Regions from separate parts of the Homo sapiens genome. Here region 1 is linked to region 2. A link is an interaction called in ENCODE POLR2A ChIA-PET data of the cell type or tissue named here. Cell type or tissue: CD4-positive, alpha-beta T cell. All regions are shown on one strand. Each heading gives the region's core, and the rest is flanking DNA. Links, peaks and the distances in the headings are about the cores only.

Evidence for each region. ChIA-PET counts read pairs that join two places held together with the same protein. Peaks named below come from ENCODE experiments on the same cell type or tissue, not always from the same donor. Only the 100,000 strongest peaks of a DNase experiment are listed, where the experiment ranks them.
Region 1: POLR2A ChIA-PET joins it to region 2 with 6 read pairs; 10 of 35 experiments call an interaction of 5 or more read pairs at or near these places.

What each region holds. Positions count from the first base shown.
Region 1 is chr1:179,125,776-179,128,696 of GRCh38, reverse strand. ABL2 (ABL proto-oncogene 2, non-receptor tyrosine kinase) reads left to right here. Exons shown (of 12, transcript NM_007314.4): 4 at 2,025-2,320. Among named protein-coding and RNA genes, the nearest start is that of TOR3A, 45 kb to the right of the region's middle. In CD4-positive, alpha-beta T cell, for the core only: no CTCF peak of the experiment used is centred there; no DNase peak of the experiment used is centred there.
Region 2 is chr1:179,297,643-179,300,563 of GRCh38, reverse strand. The region is part of intron 1 of SOAT1 (sterol O-acyltransferase 1); the gene reads right to left. Among named protein-coding and RNA genes, the nearest start is that of SOAT1, 5.3 kb to the right of the region's middle. In CD4-positive, alpha-beta T cell, for the core only: no CTCF peak of the experiment used is centred there; a DNase peak (open chromatin) is centred at 1,423.

The DNA.
Region 1 (2,921 bases), core at 307-2,806, 170 kb after region 2:
ACAAAAAAGTTCTCCCTAGGGTTGCTCTGCCAGTTTGGCCAATATTTGAATCCATACTAGTCATCCCCCTATCAGTTTCCATGGTAGTCAAAACTTCCAGGGTAGAAAAATTTTCCTGATAACTGACAAAAAAAGAACAACAAACAAAAAATCCTGGGGTCTTTGACTGTATCTTAATTATGATAGCCTGTTATTACCAATTCTTTTCAAGGAAGCAACAATATTAAAAAATGTATATATAGATATATATACAAAGTACTAATATTCTTTATTTTTAGCTCATGTGGACTAACAGAGAAAAGCTACAGAGCAACAGGTTTTCTTCAGTTTTTCTAGCAGGATTCTTTTTTTTTTCTTCCTGTAAATATGATTGGCAAGTATTTGTGCACTTATGCATATCCACCGCTACACCAGACTTACTCTTATCTGTATATATGTATATTTTATGTACCCATAGGTGTATATATGTACATATACTCTTGTGTTTTTTCTCATTATCTCATATCCATGTGTCTAAGGTGAGATGGTGTCTGATACAAAGTTATTCTATGGAAACGTTTCTGAAGGCCACTAAAAAAGGACAGATGGTTACAAGGATAATTATTTTTAGTTCTCCTAAAAACTTTTGCCTGATACTTCTGGCCATGTGCTTTTTTTTTTTTTTTTAGCAGTCTCACTCTGTCTCCCAGGCTGGAGTACAGTGGTGCAATCTCGGCTCACTGCAACCTCAGCCTCCCGGGTTCAAGCAATTCTCCTGCCTCAGCCTCCCGAGTAGCTGGGATTACAGGCATGCAGACTATCACACCCGGCTAATTTTTTGTATTTTTGGTAGAGATGAGGTTTCACCATGTTGGCCAGGCTGGTTTTGAACTCCTGACCTTAGGTGATCCGCCCCTCTCAGCCTCCCAAAGTGCTGGGATTACAGGCATGAGACACCACGCTCAGCCATGGCCATGTGCTTTTGATTGACTTGGCTTCCTTCTACTTTTTGACACTGAAGAAGTAGATGTGAATGCTGTAGGAAGACTTGCATCTCTTAGAGATAAGAGCCTGAGGCACTACAAGGATTCTTTAGATTAGCATTTATTTATCACTAGTGATATCTCTTTCACTTTTTCTGTTTTGTCAAAGAAACCTAATTTGTGCTGCAAGTATCGGGGCAAGTTATATGTTGAAGTCTGAACTTGATGTTCACAATTTTAATAGAAAAATTAAGAACATTGAAGTTGACAGCAAAGATACACTGAGTGACTTGGGTTTTGGTTTCCAACTTCAGAGTGAGCTTGCCATTCCACACACTGATTTTAATGTGGAATGGAAAGGAGTGATTCATTCTTTGTGGGAACTAGGAAGGAAATAAGAAAGCTATAGCTATTTTTAAACTTGCATTCTGGAAGGGATTGTGTTTTGGGAGTCCTAACTGCCCATTCCCCTCACCCCACTAAACAGTTTTCTTGCTGAAAACTCTGTGGTCCGTGTTTTTTTTTGTTTGTTCATTTTTTGTTTTTGTTTTTGTTTTTTTACATCAGTGGTTTTGTTGCCTTGGTGCCAAGTGAAATTTAGAAGTCACTTTGTATCTCACATGTCTTATCCCTAATCCTTGATTGTTGTTAACATTGAATCATATATAAGATACATTCCTTGATAAACTTTTGAGGGAAAGTGAATTTTCTTCTTTTGAAGAGTGAGCACTGTGTCCTTTTCCAGCCATTTTAGTAACCTGTCTGGCATACATAGAATTTCTTAAGGATATTTTTTAAGTTGTATATAGACTTTTAAAACCCTGTAGTAAATGCCAGAAAACCATTTGTGACCATACTTCTGTGGTTAAGCTAAAAGCTAAAGAGAGCAATCAGGATATGATGAACAGCCAAGTTTGTTTTCATTATTTAAAAAAAAAATTTGGCATAAAAGTTCTAGATTCTTTTTTTTTTTTAATGAGTTTAAAGTTTGACAGTACACTGCTTCAGTTGAAATAAAGTCTTAACATCGTTTCTTTCATCCTGTGATGACCTTATGGCTAGGTGAAAAGCTACGAGTCCTTGGTTACAACCAGAATGGTGAGTGGAGTGAAGTTCGCTCTAAGAATGGGCAGGGCTGGGTGCCAAGCAACTACATCACCCCAGTGAACAGCCTGGAAAAACACTCCTGGTACCATGGACCTGTGTCACGCAGTGCAGCTGAGTATCTGCTCAGCAGTCTAATCAATGGCAGCTTCCTGGTGCGAGAAAGTGAGAGTAGCCCTGGGCAGCTGTCCATCTCGCTCAGGTACGAGGGACGTGTGTATCACTACAGGATCAATACCACTGCAGATGGCAAGGTAAGACTCCCTGGTCACCACCTTTAAGCATGGACTGGCTACTCTGTGAAATAATATTCAACGTGATTGAAGTGAAATAATAGATTTTATGTCTGACGTGAAATAAAATATTCACTAGCTTTGTGAGTTTGGGCTTTTTGGCATGTTAGAGCTTGTACTCTTGAAAAGGATATGGTAATAGAAATTTTTAAAAACAGTATTATATTAATATTTTAAAGATAAGCTAGATTTGAAGGTGAAGAATGAAGGGAACTGCTCTATAAGTTAGCTGTTCTTATAATCAGTACACAAATATACACCCAGTGCACTGGTATAGAGTTTATCAGTTAACATTGTATCATTGAAAATTAGAATAATATCTACCAGAAAGTTCACAGAGTAAGAATTTAGACTTTTGAGCTTGGTGTCGATCATTAATGTATATTAACTGAAACGGATCATTCAGTCATTGAACAGTTTGTATATTGGGAACACCAACCATGTTAGTTAGAATGGATGTGTTACAGTGTGTTTACACATTATAAACTACAGAGCATGAGCTTATGTCCGTTGGTTATCTGTTGAGCAGTAAATTTAGGTTGAATTATTTCTTCTATTCTCC
Region 2 (2,921 bases), core at 244-2,743:
TCTGACAAATCTAGATCGGCTTTCTTCTAATTATTTCTGAAATCAAACAAATGAAACAATTGTGGAACAGCAGATGAATATATCAAGTAGAAATGTTATGATATCATAAGATCTAATTAAGAGGAACTTAAGGGAAAAGTCAGGGCTAATAAATCACAAGACGATGCCCAACTTACAATGGTCCAATTCTGTGTAAAAGTGACAGAGGAAGCCACAAGAGCATCTATCTCTTCATCAGAAATGATGAGAGAAGTAAGAACTGAAAACTAAACTTTGAGGGACAGCCTCAAAGTAGAGGAAATCAGGGAAGAAAAAGAAAGACACAAAAGGAACCAAGATGTTTCAGTAAGAGAGGAATTTTACAAGGAATAATGGGAATTTTTTTTTTTCTGGCCAGATGAACAGAGACTTTTTTTTTCTGGCCAGATGATGGGGAATTTAAAGTAGATACTCTTTTAAAGAGCATATAGCAAAAGTTTAAAGCATAAAAGACAGCAAAATGAAGCCGGGTGCGGTGGCTCATGCCTGTAATCCCAGCACTTTGGGAGGCTGAGGTGGGCAGATCATGAAGTCAGGAGATCAAGACCATCCTGGCTAATACAGTGAAACCCCATCTCTACGAAAAATACAAAAAAAAAAAAAATTAGCTGGGCATGGGGGCAGGCGCCTGTAGTCCCAGCTACTCGGGAGGCTGAGGCAGGAGAATGGCATGAACCCAGGAGGCGGAGCTTGCAGTGAGCTGAGATCACACCACTGTACTCCAGCCTGGGCAACAGAGCAAGACTCCGTCTCAAAAAAAAAAAAAAAAAAAAAAAAAAGATAGCAAAATGATTAAAAAATAAATGCCAGATTAAAGTTTATTACCCAAGCCATATGAAACAGTATAGCACAATGCAATATTTCTCAAAGTAGAATAATAACAGCTGATTTTTTTTAGTGCTTATGTGTTTTACATGTATTATTTTCATCTCAACAGAATCAAGACAGATACTATTGTTATTTTCCAAATATTCTTTGGCCACCATAGTGTCCCATATACTCTTCCCTGTCTATAGAAAGCTATTTCTCCTCTGCCCTTTTTTTATGTAGCTAACTCCTACTCAAGCCTTCAAAGAATCACAGCTACAGCAGTAATAGAATTAATACCAACAGTTCTGATTTAATGAGCACCTATTATGTACCTCTAGGCACTGTGCTGCTAAACTTTTTACATTACATTTAATCTTTACAACCTTAGATAAGTATTATCCTCATTTTACAGATGAGTTTAGGGAAGTGATTTAACTTGTCCCAAATCAAATAATTCTCCAACAGCAGAACTAGAATTCAAAACAAAGACTATCAGATTCTACAACCTGCCCTCTAATCGCTAAACCGCCTCCAACTCACCCTCTGAAGTTTCCTTTACCACCACCTCTCATCTCATCCTCTCTGCGGTCCCACTACACTGAGCATCCTGTCACATGTTACATTGTCCTATAATCAGAGAGCAATACTCTCTGTCTCTTACATTAGGCTTAAGTTCTCAAAGATAGGGATTACATAGTATTTTCTGTAAGACTCCCCCAAATCTAGTGTGGAGTACCTGGAGTACAACAGGCAGGCATTAAGAAAGAAAGCAAATGTATCAGTTAATATGTAACCAATTATTCTAAGCACAAGACAGTCCCCAACTTATGATGGTTCAATTTAAAATTTTTCAACTTTATGATGGTGCAAAAGCAACATGCATTCTGTGGAAATCATATTTTGAGTACTCATACAACTATTCTGTTTTTCACTTTCAGTATAGTATTCAATAAATTACATGAGATAATGAACACTTTATTGTAAAATAGTCTGTGTTCAATAATTTTGCCCAACTGTAGGCTAATATTAAGTGTTTGGAGCATATTTAAGGTACACTAGGCTAAAACTACCCAAAAAACATTTAGCCCGGCGTGGTGGCAAGCACCTGTAATCCCATCTACTCAGGAGGCTGAGGCAGGAAAATCACTTGAACCCAGGAGGCGAAGGTTGCAGTGAGCACAGGTCGCACCTCTGCACTCCAGCCCAGACAACAGAGTGAAACCCTGTCTCCAAAAGAAGAAATATAAAAAGGGAGTCCTTGGTAATAAGATGGTTCCTCAACCATCAAGCTACTCTAGAGGAAACCTTACATCAAAAGCTAAAACAGGGCCGGGCATGGTGGAATACATCTGTAATCCCAGCACTTTGGGAGGCCGAGGTGGGCAGATCACCAGGTCAGGAGATCGAGACCATCCTGGCTAGCCTAGCACGGTGAAACCTCGTCTCTACTAAAAATACAAAAAATTAGCCAGGTGTGGTGGCAGGCACCTGTAGTCCCAGCTACTCAGGAGGCTGAGGCAGAAGAATCGCTTGAACCCGGAGGTGGAGGTTGCAGTGAACCTCAATCACACCATTGCACTCAAGTTAGATCAAGTCACTTCACAACTTAAACCCCTTCAAACATCCTAAGTCCTTACCATGATCTAGTAACTTCTGCATTGCCTGCCACTCACCACCACCCCCTTAAACACCATCAATCTTTTTTTTTTTTTGAGACAGAGTTTCACTCTTGTTGGTCAGACTGGAGTGCAATGGCACGATCTCAGCTCACCGCAACCTCCGCCTCCTGGATTCAAGCGATTCTCCTGCCTCAGCCTCTGGAGCAGCTGGGGTTACAGGCCACCACACCCAGCTAATTTTGTATTTTTAGTAGAGATGGGGTGTCGAACTCCCAACCTCAGGTGATCCGCCTGCCTCGGCCTCCCAAAGTGCTGGGATTACAGGTGTGAGCCACCGCGCCCGGCATTTTTTTTTTTTTTTTGAGACGGAGTCATGCCATGTCGCCCAGGTTGAAGTGCAGTGGCATGATCTTGGCTGTCTCATTTTCTCTACTCATTACTTTGGCCTTCCAC